Linked DNA regions of Homo sapiens: region 1 is linked to region 2. A link is an interaction called in ENCODE POLR2A ChIA-PET data of the cell type or tissue named here. Cell type or tissue: MCF 10A. All regions are shown on one strand. Each heading gives the region's core, and the rest is flanking DNA. Links, peaks and the distances in the headings are about the cores only.

Region 1 (8,204 bases), core at 2,607-6,606, 160 kb before region 2:
CATTAACTATGATTGATTGTCCTTGTTGAACGATGACTTGATGAGCAACTTCACTGAATGTTTAATAAGGTGAAGTAGAGCACAGAGGATATCATTTTAAAAATACTGAGTGTGGACAGTGAAGATTATCATTTAATTTGGTACTTAGGTAATTAGGTTTGCAAATAGGAGGCTGGTTGGCCAAATTGTGTTACTTCAGGCAAACTCTTAAGTTGTTTACCTGCTTTCTGCAAGTGTTACTTTGAAAAAACAAAATCCCAATGATGAATTGAAATTAAGTCCTAAAAATCATACACCACACCTTACTATAAGCCTTGTCAACGGAAGGCTGATTTTTACTAATTTCTTATATTTAAACTCTAATTTTCCCTCGGTGTTCTTTTTCTGCCTTTGATTAATGGTGTGTCTATTCATCAAGTCCCATTTATGTAAAGCATTTATTGAAGTTGGGTAATTGCTGTCTTTTATGTAAGTAGAATGTCTTGCTCCAGGGAGGTAATACAAATAAATGCATTGTACATTAGATTGAACATCTTTCAGTTCATCAATTACAGGATGGGGTGTTTTTTCATTACCAGAAGATGAGAGTTACTTTGCCACTTTAGTCAAAACATGACCCTAGCAAGACCCAAAATTTAATTTGGGGCAATCTGTTTAACTTCATCCGTGCCAGAAAACCAGATACCATCTACCCTAATCGTCTGATTTAAAATTTTTAAAAAGTTACTGAATTTTTCCAGAGAAACACATATCTGAAATTATTATGAGAAAATAAGTTCTGATTTGCAAAATCTAGTTTGCAACATATATTCTTTCAGGAACATAACTAGCTCATAAACTGAGGACACCTGTTCACTTAATTTTTTTTCCTAATTCAGTATTGGTGCCAGGACAGCTGGTTAAACTTGGAGGAAGTTTTACTATATTCCTTAAAATAGTTGTGAAGTCCAGTGCAATAGTTAAAGCTAGAATAGAAACTCAAGAAATCCAATTCAGCTGGCACTGATCATGAATATTTAAACCCATGTCATTAGATTATCCATAGTTATTTTGTGAGGATTTGCTGATAACGTTTCTTTCCAGATTTGAAATCCCTACTTGTGTGAGGGGTTTTTTTTAAACTGTTAATGGGAGCCTTAGTAGATTTATTAGTAATAAACAGTATGTTTTTCTGATTATGATTCTTTTAAATAAGTCTTCCAGTTAATAATAATTACGTTTATTGAAGATCTACACTGTATTGGGCATGAAATAGTATATTACTTAACCCTTACAACAACCATATAATATGCATTCTTATCTCTCCTTTAAAGATGAAGAAACTAGTGTTCTTCACTAGCCTCCCTCAAGGGTCACAAAGCTGGTAAAGTGGCAAAGGAGTGTTGGAACCCAGGTGTGTGAGATGTCAAAGCTCACAGGCTTAATCACTAGACTTTACTCAGATGAATTCATCAGATTTATCTTCTGGCTTTGAAACTTTCAAGTCCTTTGCATTATCCCCTTTTAACTCAGCATTGAGGTGAAGTGAAGGATGGACTTGACCCTGTGGCCTCCTTGTACTATGTGTGCATCCACATCCTTAACTCCTGATGAAAGTTCTAATTAGTGCCTAGACGATGGATCAACTTTTTACAACACCCACATTGTGGAAAATGCCTGCGTGTTTGGTCCAATAGTGGAATCCATTTAAGGTGACATCAATAGGAAAATGACACAGATATTCTAAATCACCAACTGGAATTCCGAGAGATGAATGCTGAAATTCTTACTTTCCTTGTCATTTCCACCAACATCCTTTCAGACTGAGGGTTCCCCTCCGGAGCTTCTGTGGGTTCCAGCTCCATAGTGCTTCCCATGTTTGTCCGTCCTTCTCCTTGCCCCTCCACCGCCAGCTGGTTTTCGGCTTCTCTTTTCTTCTCTACTCTTTCCTTCCAAGGAGCTTCCTCATGGGTTCCTCTACCCCCAGTCTGACCTTGCTGCAGTCATTCTGCTACCAGAGTGATCTTTTTTATGCCACTTTCTTGATGAAAATCCTTCTCTGGCTCTCTCTTGCTTTCTCAGTCTTTTTAGCTCCTATAGCACTCAATAACCTGTGGTAGGCTGAATAATGGCTCCCCCAAAGATGTTCACATCCCTATCCCCAGAATCTGTGAACATCACCTTATATGGCAAAAGGGACTTTGCAGACGTTATTAGGTGAAGAATCTTGAGATAGGGAGATTCTCCTAGGTGACCCAGTGGGCCCAGTGTAATCACAAGGGTCCTTATAACAGGGATGCAAGAGAGTCAGAGGGAGAGAAGGTGATGATGTGACATTGAAGCAGAGATTGGGGTGTGCTTTCAGTCCAGGGCCAGGGGATGTCAGCAGGCTCTAGAAGCTGGAAGAGGCAAGGAATGGATTCTCCCCAACAGCCTCCAGAAGTCGCTAGCCTTCCTGATGCTTTGGTATTTGCCTCTGAAAAATCATCTGGACTTCTGCACTCCAGAACTATAACAGAATAAATCTGTGTTGTTTCAAGCCACTACGTTTGTGGTCATTTGTAAGAGAAGCAGTTGGAAACATATACAAACCTGTAATCATTGATTTTTTTTCCCCACTAGATTTGTGCTGTCAGATATCACGTACATAAGCCACATGTGCCTAGATAAATATAACTTTAATTAAAATTAGAGACAAAAATTTTAAAGTTCCATTTTCTAGCCATACCACGTATCAAGTGCTCCATAGCCACACGCAGCCAGAGCCTACTGTACTGTGTAGTGTCAGCATAAAACATGTCCATAGTTGCAGCACGCTCCATTGGACAGCATGCTTAGGACAGGAGTTGTGCCTTGTCTACCTGGACCTGCCCCTAATATTGGCTAGCATCTCCTCACATGGAATTCTGGAAGCCTCGCCCCCTTCTTTCCTCACCCCCAGCTCTGCTCCTCACTGTGCAGGGCCTTGGATGTGCCTGGAGCAGAGGCCAGGCAGGCCCTGGAAGCAGTCTTGGGCTGTATGGATGGGGGATTCCAGATCGTATATGTAGAGCATACTCTAAATGTGGGGCAGGATGTGGCCTCCATTCCCTTGGCCCTCAGGACTCCTGACCAGGACAGAGCCCCCATTTGCCCAAGTCTGAAGGTGTCCTCTTTGTACCTATCACAATGCCTGATAGTGGGTGGTAGGTGCATAGCATTGTTGAATAAACAAATTTACTGAAAACCCACTCATGCCCTGATTTGTATGAGTACTAGAATTCCACAGAGAATAAAACAATTTCCCTGATTCATGGAGCTTACATTCCAGAAGGAGAAAGAGCTGATTCGTCAATAAATAGTTGTATATTCTAATGTCAGGGAGTGATAAGTGCTATGAAGAAAAATAACCATAGTAATGGGATGGAGTGACGGAGGTCGGGGGCTGGTGGATATATTTTAGATAAGTGGTTGCAGAAAACCTTTCAGGGGAGGAGACATCTGAGGACAGACCTCAATCAAGTAAGACAGGGAAGGTGGAAAGGAGGAAATTAAATGATCTGGGCTCCAGTTTTATCACTGATCTTCAGAACTTCAAGTCACCTAATAGTGTTCTCCCACATTTTCTCCCACTGCTTCCCTCTGTGTGGTTACACTGGGTGCCCATACTGGCTGAGATTTTGCTGATGGTCATTATTTAGATATTGACAATTGTGTGTATATATATCTATATGGTCTTTTTTTCCAAATACAAAATTTCACTGTAATATTGAATATTCCTTTTTCAAACTACATACTTTGGGATGCTGATATATGTCCTCTACTTCCCAATAAGAGTGTCCACTTTTTACAATGTAGGCTGCTATTTAAATTCTAGTTTAAGGAGACTTTTATGCTAAAACAATACTTAAACAGTGCAGAATTACCACTTGTTCTAACTTTTCCCCTTGACCAATGGTTTGGTGATTGGGAGTGAGAAACATTCTTTTTTTGAGACAGAGCCTTGCTCTGCCACCCAGGCTGGAGTGTAGTGGTGCAGTCTTGGCTCACTGCAACCTCTGCCTCCCGGGTTCAAGCAATTCTCCTGCCTCGGCCTCCTGAGTACCGGGGATTACAGGCGCCTGCCACCATGCCAGGCTAATGTTTGTATTTTTAGTAGAGACAAGGTTTTTCCACATTGGCCAGGCTGGTCTCAAACTCCTCACCTCAGGTGATCTGTCCGCTTTGACCTCCCGAAGTGCTGGGATTACAGGTGTGAGCCACCGCACCCAGCCAAAACATCCTGATTTTCTAATTCTCATTATACCCTTAAAACTACTCTATAGAACTGCATTGTCCAATATGGCAGCTACTGGCCCTTCGTGGCTATTCAGGGTTTGAAAGGTGGCTAATCCAAGTTGAATGTGCTGTCGGGGTAAAATGCACAGCAGATTTTGAAGACTTAGTATAAGAAATCATAAAAGCATAAAATTATTAATATTTTATATTGAGTACATGTTGAAATTATAGTATTTTTGTATGTTGAGTTAAAATATATTTTTAAAATAAATGTTACCTGTTTCTTTTACTTGCTTTAATGTAGCTTCTAGAAAATTTAGAATTATGTTTGTGGCCTACATTTATAGCTTATATACTATTTTTGTTTGCTTACTTTCTAAGGGTATATGCCGTGGAGAGAAAATAAAAATGTATGGGATGAATATGTTCAACAACAGCCACAGAGCATAACTCCACAGGAACCACCAGTTAAGAGAGAAGAATCAATAGACAGTGCATTGTTTAGTAGATTAATGAGCTTCTTTTAAATATGAGTGTTACTACTTTAAAATTGTATCTCCATGGCATATTTTTCTTCTTTTTAAGTTTTTCTCGGAACTGAAGTTTTAAGATAGTGTCATCTTTTAAGAGCAAGGTATAATTTTTCAGGACCACTGGGGAAAAGTTTTAGTGAGAACCTTTGTTAAAATAGTAGTATTCATTTTTTAATGTTTTTAATTGACACATAATTGTACATGAGATATTTTGATATGTGTGTACAATGTAGACTGATAAAATCAGAGTAATGGACATAGCTGTCACCTCAAACATTTATCATTTCTTCGTGTTGGGAACATTCAGAATTCTGTCTTCTAGCTATTTTAAAATATACAATAATGTATTGTTAACTGTAGTCACCTGCTGCACTATAGAACACTAGAACTTATTCCTCCAATCTAATTGTAATTTTTTACCCATTAACCAACCTCTCTGTATCACCCATCCTCCCTACCCTTCCCAGTCTCTGATGACCACTATTTTCTTTACTTCTGGGAGAGCAACTTTTTAAGCTCCCTCATGAGTAACATTTTAGAAGTAAAAAAAAATGTTTAAATACAAGAAGATAATAGTATTCAGTATTTCAGAGATTTGTGAGCTCTTTGAAATTTTTCTTAATTAAATCACCCAGTATACCCAAATAGAACTTTGCTGAAATACACAAAATCATTTTTTAAATCAACAGGTTGTCAGAGTAAGGTTGTTTTATTTGTTTTATAAAGAAAATTATGTAATTGGGAACAGCAGAAGTTGCTGAGAGAACAGAATGTATTTTGGTTTGATTTTTTTTCCCCTGGGGAAGTGAGAAAAGAGGAGGAAGTAAAGAATTCTAGGAACCCGCCTTCAGCACCCAGCTTCAGCTACCAGCCGGGTGGCTGTGGGCAAATTCTTAGTCTCTTTTTGCCTCAGTCCTCATCTGTAAAACTGAGATGATAATAATAATACTTATCTAATAGGATTGGTATAGAATTTAAATGAGTTAATTCCTACAAAATAGAATTGTGTCTGACATAATATCCACTCTCTCACATTTAGCTATAGCAATATATGATTATAATTGTTATTACTATTATTAGATATCTTATATTTGAATGAGAAATTTAAGTTTTTGAAGCCTTTTGTCATTCATCCTTTCATCCTTCATGCAACAGTGTTGGGAGTCCACAAGGGTGAGTATTTATTATACCTGTTTTAAGGATGAAGTCACTTGAGCCCTAAAGAGGATTAGTAACTTGCCCAGGGTCACTTAAGTAGTGGCAGAGCTGGGAATCTCATCTAGTATTCTCAATTGACCCTTTCCAGTAGCCTGAGAAGTAGGACTTAATAAACCCCAGAGAAAGCATTACGCTTGAGGCCTATATAACTCCCTAGTTACACTGTGGGTTTTCTTCTTTGAATTACATCCCAAGAACAGCTCACTAGTGGTTACTTGTGGATGGCTTGAGAGTGTGTTCATTTTACCTAAAACCCCAGCGAAGTCTAAATTTTAACATTTCATAGCAGAGGACTAACTGTATTAAAATGATGGTGTCTTCATCCAATTTAACTGTGTTTAAGGCCCAATTCCCTGTTCACTATGTAATATTGAGTCACTTTTGTCCTTTTGTAAAATGAAAATCGTACTACTTTGCTCCCAAATTAAGGATCTGGATCCATTGATCTCGCCTAATTGTTTTCAGATACAGAATCTGTAATCTTGCTTAAATTTAGGCTTATACGGGGAAAAAATACGAGCTTTAGAGCCAGACAAAGATGCATTGAAACCTGGCTCTGTCACTTAACGTTTTGTAGCCTTGGACTAATTAGGGGACCTTTTTGAATCTTAGTTTTCACATCTGCAAAATAGGAATGTTCGAATGTGTGCTTTGGGACTGTTATAAGGATTCAAGGTAAGCTAATAAAGAGCCTGGCTTTTGGGAGGGGCCCAGTGACAGTGGGTATTGATGCTCTGAAAATTCTACCTATATAGACCAGTGGAGTTGTACCTTCCGCACCAAAGACAGTATATGAACACATCATTGGGTTTTGGAAAATCAAAATGAATGTAACCTAGAGCTTTGCGTATTAGAAAAATATTTGAAAAGATATACAACAGGCAAATTTATTTTAAAAAGATATACAACAAAATGGTAAGTGTATTAATAGCTTGGTAATAGAAAATCAAGCATATTTTGGTTACATTTTCTAACTTTTTATGATGCATATGTCTACTTTTGTAGGAATAAAAAGTTATTTTTTTATTTAAAACATCATTTACATTAAAAAAAATACAGTGGGCTGGGTGTGGTAGCTCACACCTATAATCCCAGCACTTTGTTAGGCTGAGGCAGGAGGGTCACTTAAAGCCAGGAGTTCAAGACCTGGCTGGGCAACATAGTGAGACCTCATTGGCATCACAGTGAGACCTCATCTCTGCAAAAAATAAATAAATTTAAAAAAACACAGAAAGTAATTGTACTATGTTAACATATGTGTTCTCTGAATGGGTGATTTCCCTCCTTTCTACTTTTCCAATTTTCTACAATAAGCATGTTTGTATGAATAACGGAGAAGATAAAAGTGCATTTTTCTTTTTTTTTGTTTGTTTGAGATGGAGTTTCACTCTTGTTGCCCAGGCTGAAGTGCAGTGGCACCATCTCAGCTCACTGCAACCTCCGCCTCCTAGGTTCAAGTGATTCTCCTGCCTCAGCCTCCCAAGTAGCTGGGATTTACAGGCATCCGCCATCATGCCCAGCTAATTTTTGTACTTTTAGTAGAGACAGGGTTTCACCATGTTAGCCAGGCTGGTCTTGAACTCCTGACCTCAAGTGATCCGCCTGCCTTGGCCTCCCAAAGTGCTGGGATTACAGGCATGAGACACCGTGCCCAGCCAAAAGTGCATTTTTCATAGGCATAATCACTACCCCAAATGGAATTTGCAGTACATTAGAACTCACAAAAATATAAATTCTTGGGAATGTGGGAAGATGTTTTAGGACCAATAGATATAATAATAATAATACTGATAGTAGTTATTCTTTATTGAGCATTTTCTGTATGAGGCTCTATATTTGAACTTTTTCCATGCATTTTCTAATTTAATCCTCACAACAGGTTAATGAGATTGATTTCAGTTGAGGCTTATGATGATGTAAATTACCCAAGGCAGGACTCAGAACTTAAACTTGTGCTTTCAAAGGAAAAAGAAAATCCTCATTATGTTAACAAAGGAAATCTTCACTTATGCTAAGCTAGGGAAATAAAACTTTCCACAGAATTTATGACCAAATTCACATTGGATCAAGTTTTCTCAGCTGTTAGCTATAATATAAACTTAAACTACCACCCCATATTCTAATTTTTTTTTTCTAGAATTTCTTTTAATTTGGTAACTTGGGGGGTGAGGGAAGGAATGGGGGTGGTTTTAATAGAATATCTTTTTCTTAATTTAG
Region 2 (8,204 bases), core at 2,759-6,758:
TTGGAGGAAGTGGACCAAGATGCTGGTACAGAGCCCCACACAAGTGAAGATGGTATGCTCTCCCCTTATGCTATTATAAAGCCAGTCTTTATATCCCTATTGTAAACAATTGCTTGTATTAACATTTTAGAGGCAAAGCACAGTGGCTCCTACCTATAATCCCAGCACGTTGGGAAGCCAAGGTTGGAGGATCACTTGAGCCCAGGAGTTCAACACCAGCCTGTGCAACATAGTGAGATCCCATCTCTACAAAAAAATACAAAAAATTAGCCAGGCGTGGTGATGTGCACCTGTAGTCCCAGTTACTCAGAAGGGTGAGTTGGGAGGATTGCATGAGCCCAGGAGTCTGAGGCTACAGTGAACTAGGATAGCGCCACTGCCCTCCAGCCTGGGCAACAGAACAGACCTCATCTCAAAAAAAAAAAAAAAAAAAAAGTAGATTAAAAAAAATTCATAAAATATGTGTAAGGTATAAAAAATAACATTACAATGAAAACCAATGAAACCACCACCAAGCTTAAGAAAAAAAGACTTATTGTTTCCTTTGCACTTCCCTGATCTGACTGCTTTACTTACCCCCTCAGGAGTAACCACTATGTTTGTGTTTTTAAATAGTTTCTTGTTTCCTTTTCTATTTTCTTAAATCTTCTATAAGTGGGATCATACTGTATATATTTTTCGTGAGTTTTTTCTACTCAGTATTATGTTCCTGATGTTCATCTGTGCAGTTGCTTGCAGTTTGAACTGTTTATTTTACCACTGTATAATATTCCATTGTATGTATCTATTCCGTTCTTGATGAATATGTCAGGTATTTTCTACTCGTTGCTATTAAGAACAGTGCTGCTATGCACTGTTAGGACATTTTGAACATGTCTTCTACTGAAAATGTACAGGAGTTTCTCTAGGATGTATGCCTAGGAGTAACCGTGTCTTCAGCTTTACTCTATACTGTCAAACCATTTTTATGAAGACAGTTGCTACTTATAGTTCCCCAGAGAAGGGGGCATGCCATGCTATGGGAAGCTACCTGGGGAAGCATCAGGAGGCAGAGGGAGAGTGAAGACTTTGGTGTGCTTTCCACAGGAAGGCATCAGTGAGGCAGGGTAAGCAGCTTTAGGGTTGCCTAGTTGGAATAATTTCAGCAGGCTCTGGGGCATTAGGGGATGTCCCAAGTTGTCTGGTACCTACCTGGCCCTGGGGTGCCGAGAATAGGGCAGCAGTGGCCTGGAGTGGGAGAGCCTGATAATCAGGGTGGTGGGGTGTTGGCTCCAATGGGCAGGTTGGTGTTTGGAAAGTTTGCTTGTGGGTGAGTTGTTTACTATCTCCAGAAATTGGCTAACCCTAGAGGGACTGTCCCTCCAAGGTCAGCAAGGCCCAAGAGGTCAGAAGATAAAAGACATGGTTGATAATGTGTTTATTTATCTTTTGTAAAATTCCTATCAAGTCTTTTGCCCATTTTTCTATTGAGTTTTCTGGGCTCTTTTTGTTTGGTTTCGCTTGGTTTTGTATTTAGTTGTTTTTTTATTTGATTTGTAAGGGTTCTTTGTGGGTCCACATCAGGTCCTTTACTGGGTATATGCTTTGCAGATATCTTCCCCTGCTCTGTAGCTTTGTTTTTCAAATGCTTATTATGTCTTTTGCAAAACAGAACATCTTAATTTTAAAGTAGTTAAATTTATCAATCTTTTCCTTCATGGTAATTTTACTTCGCATCTCCTTTAAGAAATCCTTCTGTGTCTTGAGGTAATAAATAATTCTCCTATATTCTCTTATTTTATTTTATTTTGGTAAGAACACTTAAGTGTACAGTACCTTAGTGTTGACCATAGGTACAGTGTTATACAGCAGATCTCTAGAGCTTGTTCTCCTTGCTTGACTGAAACTTTATTCTCGCTTATTAGTAACTTCCCATTTCCCGCTTCCCCCAGCCTCTGGCAACTACCGTTCCACCCTTTGATTCTATGAATTGGATTCTTTTAGATACCTCATATAAGTGAACTTACATAGTGTTTGTCTTTCTGTGTCTGGCTTATTTCACTTAGCAAAATGTCCTCCAGGTTCATCCATGCTGTCACATATGTCGGGATTTCCTTCTTTTTACAGTCTGAATAGAATGCCATTGTATTTACCTATATTTTCTTTATCTATTCATCTGTCCGTGGACATTTAGGCCATTTCTACATCTTGGCTATTGTGAATAGTGCTGAAATGAACATAGGAGTGCTCTTCAAGATCCTGATTTCAGTTATTTTGGATAAATACCCAGAAGTAGGATTGTTGGATCACATGGTAGTTCTATTTTTAAGTTTTTGAGGAATCTCTGTGCTGTTTTCTGAAGCAGATGTGCCATTTTGTGTTCCCACCAGCAGTGTACAAAGGTTTTAATTTCTCCACATCCTTGGCAACGCTTATCTTTTTGTTTTTGTTTTTGTTTTTTGTTTTTGAGACAGGGTCTCACTTTGTCACCCAGGCTGGAGTGCAGTGGCATGATCTTGGCTCACTGCAGCCTGGACTTCCCCGGCTCCAGTGATCCTCCCACCTCAGCCTCCCAAGTAGCTGGCACTAGAGGCACATTCTACCACACCCAGCTAATTTTTTGTAGAGATGGGCTTTTGCCGTGTTCCCCAGGCTGGTCTTGAACTCCTGAGCTCAAGCCATTTACCTGCCTTGGCCTCCCAAAGTGCTGAGATTATAGGCATGAGCCATTGTGTCCAGCCAACATTTGTTACCTTTTGTTTGTTTTGTTTGTTTCCTAACACAGTGGGATAACCTCATATGTGGTTTTGATTTGCATTCTCCTGATGATTAGTGATGTTCAGCATTTTAAAATATACCTGTTGGCTGTTTATATGTCTTCTTTGGTGCCTTATTTATTTATTTATTTATTTATTTATTTAGAGATGGAGTCTGTCTGTCCTCCATGCTGGAGTGCAGTGGCATGATCTCAGCTCACTGCAACCTCCACATCCTGGATTCAAGTGATTCGCCTGCCTCAGCCTCCCTAGTAGCTGGGACTACAGGCATGGCTAATTTTTGTATTTTTAGTAGAGACAGCATTTCACATGTTGGTCAGGCTGGTCTCAAACTCCTGACCTCAAGTGATCCGCCCACCTCACCCTCCAAAAGTGATGGGATAACAGGCATGAGCCACTGCATCCAGCCCCATATATTCTTTTAAATCCTTTAAGGTTTTGCTTTTCACACATAAGTCTTTATTCCACCAGCAATTTATTTGGGGGTATGGGATGAGGTAGGGATCCATTCCCTTTTTCTTTATATGGATATGTAATTGTCGCAATTATCTCAGCATTAATTGTCCTTTCTCCACTGCTCTACATCTTTGCCATAAATGAAGTATCTTCTTTGTGTGAATTTCCTCCTGGGCTCTATTCTTTTCTACTAGTCTACATGTCTATCCCTATATCACTGTCCTAGTTTTGATACCTTTTAATAAATCTTAATCGTTCATAAAGCAACACCTCTGCTTTGTAATTCTTGGCTCTTTGCAATTCCACTTAAATTTTAGACTCAGTTTTTCAAGTTCTTCAGACAAACAAAACCCTCTAAAGCCCAACTGGAGTTTTGATTGCCTTTGTATTAATTCTACCTATATTAATATGGGGAGAATTAATATCGTTACAATATTCAATATTCCAGTCCATGAACATATTTCCAGTTATTTAATGTCTCCCAAATAAACTTTTTATTCTTTCTCTGTAGAGATTTTTTTCATTTTCTAACTTAAGTTTAAGGCTTAGCATTCATTTTCAACACTTTTTACTTTTTAATATAAACATTTAAAGCTGTCTGTTTTCTCTAGTACTTCTTTAGCTATATGCACAAATTCTTTTTTTTATTTCTTCAGCTGTAACTAATCTGCTTTAAGCAGATCCATTGAATTTTTATTTTTAAATATTATTTGTTTCTTTTTTTTTTTTTTTTTTTGGCAGAGTTTTGCTTTTTTTGCCCAGGCTGGAGTGCAATGGTACAATCTCAGCTCACAGCAAACTCCGCCTCCCAGGTTCAAGTGATTCTCCTGCCTCAGCCTCCCAAGTACCTGGGATTACAGGTGCATGCCACTATGCCCAGTTAATTTTTGTATTTTTAGAAGAGACAGGGTTTCACCATGTTGGCCAGGCTGGTCTCAAACTCCTGACCTCAGGTAATCCACCCGCCTCAGCCTCCCAAAGTGCTGGGATTACAGGTGTGAGCCACTGTGCCCAGCCTTTAAATATTATTTCTTTCTACAAGTTGTATTTGATGTGCTTTTATATCTGCTGCTTGATCATTTTTTATAGTCTCTGGCTATTTATTCATTAGCGCTTCCCATCAGAATATGTGTCTGATAATTTCCATATGTCTTCCCAAATTTGTTTTGTTGGCTCTCACTCATTGAGTCTTATTTTCCACTGTGTTTGTAAATTTTGTACAGATTTCTTGGAACTTTAGGCTCAGTGGAAGGTAGATTCTTCCAGAGAGGGTTTTCATGTACTTCTGCCTGGGTTACAACCAGCCTAGGACAACATTGAATTTTTGGCTTGAAGTTTTTCAAACCACCCAGGTAGTGCAAATTTAAACTGCAAACCTACCTGAGAACTGGAATGTGGATGGGATTCTCAGATGATTTGTGTCAAGGTTTAAGATAGGTTATTTCCTTAATGGGGGTGGAGGGCAGGGGAGATGGTTACAATCTATGGAGAGGTATTGAGAGCTACAAGGGGATAAGATTTCTAGAACTAGATGTTCTAGAACTAGAAGTGTTGTAGAAAGTTCTAGAACACTAGAGTGAAGTTCACTCTGAAACTGAGGGTGTAATTCTCTGAGGGTGGGGAGGAGGGGAAGAGGCTTAGATTCCCTAACACTGGGCAAGCCCTGGACTTAATCTCCTATGAAAAAAAATTAAAAAGCTTAAGGTGACCAGGCTAGAAAAATGCCCTCAAGGCAAAATCTGACTCATGTTCTAATGTTCTGCTTACCTCTCTGGGTTCCCACTTTCATTCCATTTTGGTCTTTAGTATTCTTTACTGTCTTGATAGCTTATTAATGCAATTACAAAGGTTGGTTGTTTGCTTTTAAATCCAGCATTTTTTGTTCATTCTAGCAGGAGGGTAATTAAGGTATCTAGTGTCCACTATCTGCTAAAAAAGAAAGCTTCTTTGTGTCTTTTTTTTTTTTTTTTTTTCTGTGAGACAGGGTTTCCACTCTGTTGCCCAGGCTGGAGTACAGTGGCACAATCTTGGCTCACTGTAGCCTCAACCTCCTGGGGCCAAGTGATCCTCCCACCTCAGCCTCCTGAGTAACTGGGACCATAGGCATGCACCACCATGCCTGGCTAATTTTGTATTTTTTGTAGAGACAGGGTTTCCCTATGTTGCCCAGGCTGGTCTCAAACTCCTGGGCTCAAACGATCCTCCTGGGATCCAAAGTGCTGGGATTAGAGGCATGAGCCACCCACGCCCCGCCTTCCTTGTGTCTTTAAAAGTAAAATCAGTTGACATTTTCTGAACTTAATTTACAAGACATCCTTTAAAGTGAGAGCTTCTATTTCTAAAATGTTGCTCTTTTTTTATTTTTATTTTTTTTCTTTTTCTTTAGAGACAGGGCCTTCCTGTGTTGCCCAGGGTTGTTTCAAACTCCTGGCCTCAAGCAGTCCTCCTGCCTCAGCCTCCCAAAATGCTGGGATTGCAGGCGTGAGCCACCATGCCCAGCCTGTGATGTTGCTTTTGAAAGTCTCTGAGTCCTGCCTCTGCCACCATCCTTTCTTTTGGGTTTCTTTGTTTCTCACATGGTTTATTTCTTTTTCACTGCTGCCTTCTCTTAGGTGTTTCCCTGCTTTCCCCAGTAGCCAGAAAAGCCAGGACAAAGCCCAGCCATCTCTCTTCCCAAACATGAATCTCACCATCATGCCATCTGCCTTTTACCTCTTGACTATAAGAGAGCTTTGCTGAGTGCTCTGTGTTTTAGATAACATTTTGACCATGTTCACCTGATTTTTTGGAAAGAAAAACATTGCTTACAAAGGACAGATATTCTCACCCGCAGCCAACCTCCAAAATCCTATAACTAAATTAACTAGAGTATCAATTATCCTTTGATTGCCGAGGTATTGTATTTTTTCTCTGTCATGGATCACTAGAGAGAGTAGCTTTTGTTTCTGAAAGACAGGCTATCACAGAACAAAACCATTCTCTGCAAGGACAGTGGGTAACAGATCTAGGAGGAAAAATGTCAGCAACAGCAAGGTTCCAAAGAGAAAGTGTGATCACATTTTATATAACATTACAAGAAATGGAAATATAAGATTTGACAGCACCAGGCAGTCAGGGAATCAGCTGTGTTGAATTGTCTTCCCTTTTGCACAAAATTATATTACCCATGCAGGAAAACTAAGTGATCATGTTGCACTCTCACTATTATTGTTATTGATAGCAGCAGTAGCAGCATTCTATGAAGTCTCTGCAGGACCTTGAAGTACTGTGAGGCTTTCTATATGAAAGAGGCACAGTGTACCATGCCCTGAGATTGATTTGCTCTGCAATGACCAGACTAAGATGTGTGTAAATAGCTTATTGATTGACACTTGACTGTGAAATGGCTCTCACAGGAGTAGAAAGAGTAAAAATAATGAAATTGCTGAGAATTACTAGTTGATGTACTAGGATTGCCAATAAAATGTTCTGCTGATTTATCTGGTCATCCTGTCATAACCTGACCACATTTGAATAAATAAGCAGAGTCTGATAATCCTGTTGCTTGTTTCAAAAAAATAATAAGGCCAGGCCCAGTGGCTTACACGTGTAATCTCAGCACTTTGGGAGGCCGAGGTGGACGGATCACAAGGTCAAGAGATCGAGACCATCCTGGCCAACATGGTGAAACCCCATTGCTACTAAAAATACAAAAATTATTGGGGCATGGTGGCACGTGCCTGCAGTCCCGGCTACTCGAGAGGCTGAGGCATGAGAATCGCTTGAACCCGGGAGGCAGAGGTTGTGGTGAGCCAAGATCACGCCACTGCACTCCAGCCTGGGAACAGAACAAGAGTCTGTCTCAAAATAAAATAAAATAATAATAAGAGGAGATGATCATAGAGGTCGTGATTGTGCAATTATAATAAAATATGTATATATCTGTTGAATAGTTTTAACTATGTTGAATGGCCAGCATTGACAGTGTGTGATTGAATGTCATTAAAGAATATTAATGGTTCTGTCTTTATTTCTGTAACATAAGTATATGTAGACTGTATACTGTATCATGTGTTGGTATCTTTTAATTTTTGTAAGTAAAGCCAAATACAAATATGTGGGTGTGTTCACACAGGAATTTGCAAATTACATGTCCTGAAGTTCTTGTAAATAAATTAGCATGCCACGTCTGTAGTCCTAGCTACTTAGGAAGTTAAGGTGGGAGGATCACTTGAGCCCAGGAGTTTGGGGTTACAGTGAGCAATGATTGTGCTACTATATCCGGCATGGGTGACAAAATGAGACCCTGTCTCAAAAAAACAAAAACTAGCATGTCTTCATTCTTCCATGGGGTGTTTATTTCTTTTTCATAGGAATAACTGGGGTACATATTTGGGTATCTGTCATCTCAAGTCAACCAGGATTTATTCTTTAAGTTTTGAACTATAATGAGATCATTCCCTTTAAATATAAAGTTATAGTCCCTCCTCTATGAAGCAGACACATAGATGTTTAATAAAGCTGCTATTTATATTGTTTTGGTAAAATATAATTTGGGGGAATACCAGAGTGTTAACATATAATCTAAAAGTTTTATTCAATTGCTAAAGGATTTATTTATTTATTTATTTATTTATTTATTTATTTATTTATTTTTATAGAACTGAGGCCTCACTGTGTTGTTCAGACTGGTCTCCAACTCCTGGGCCACACAGTGATCCTCCTGCCTTGGCCTCCCAAAGTGCTGGGATTACAGGCGAGAGCCACTGCACCCAGCCACTAAAAGATTTAAACTGTTGTTTTAAACATTATCCTTACAACTACTTTGTTGGGAAGCCTACTGTGCAGATTATAGTGTTGTGGTTCTGCAATACAAAATATTATTCGCCTCAAACATTATCCACTAGAGACCAGGCACCTATAATCCCAGCACTTTGGGAGGCCATGGCTGGAGGATTGCTATGTTGCCCAGCAGTTTGAGACCAGCCTTGGCAATGTAGCAAGACCCTGTCA

What was found. Peaks named below come from ENCODE experiments on the same cell type or tissue, not always from the same donor. Only the 100,000 strongest peaks of a DNase experiment are listed, where the experiment ranks them.
Region 1: POLR2A ChIA-PET joins it to region 2 with 8 read pairs; 2 of 35 experiments call an interaction of 5 or more read pairs at or near these places.

Annotation. Positions count from the first base shown.
Region 1 is chr12:63,958,476-63,966,679 of GRCh38, forward strand. The region is part of intron 1 of SRGAP1 (SLIT-ROBO Rho GTPase activating protein 1); the gene reads left to right. Among named protein-coding and RNA genes, the nearest start is that of SRGAP1, 120 kb to the left of the region's middle. In MCF 10A, for the core only: no CTCF peak of the experiment used is centred there; no DNase peak of the experiment used is centred there.
Region 2 is chr12:64,115,842-64,124,045 of GRCh38, forward strand. It overlaps SRGAP1 (SLIT-ROBO Rho GTPase activating protein 1), which reads left to right. Exons shown (of 22, transcript NM_020762.4): 18 at 1-52. All of the region lies in intron 1 of LOC105369798 (a long non-coding RNA gene), which reads right to left. Among named protein-coding and RNA genes, the nearest start is that of KICS2, 100 kb to the right of the region's middle. In MCF 10A, for the core only: no CTCF peak of the experiment used is centred there; a DNase peak (open chromatin) is centred at 4,940.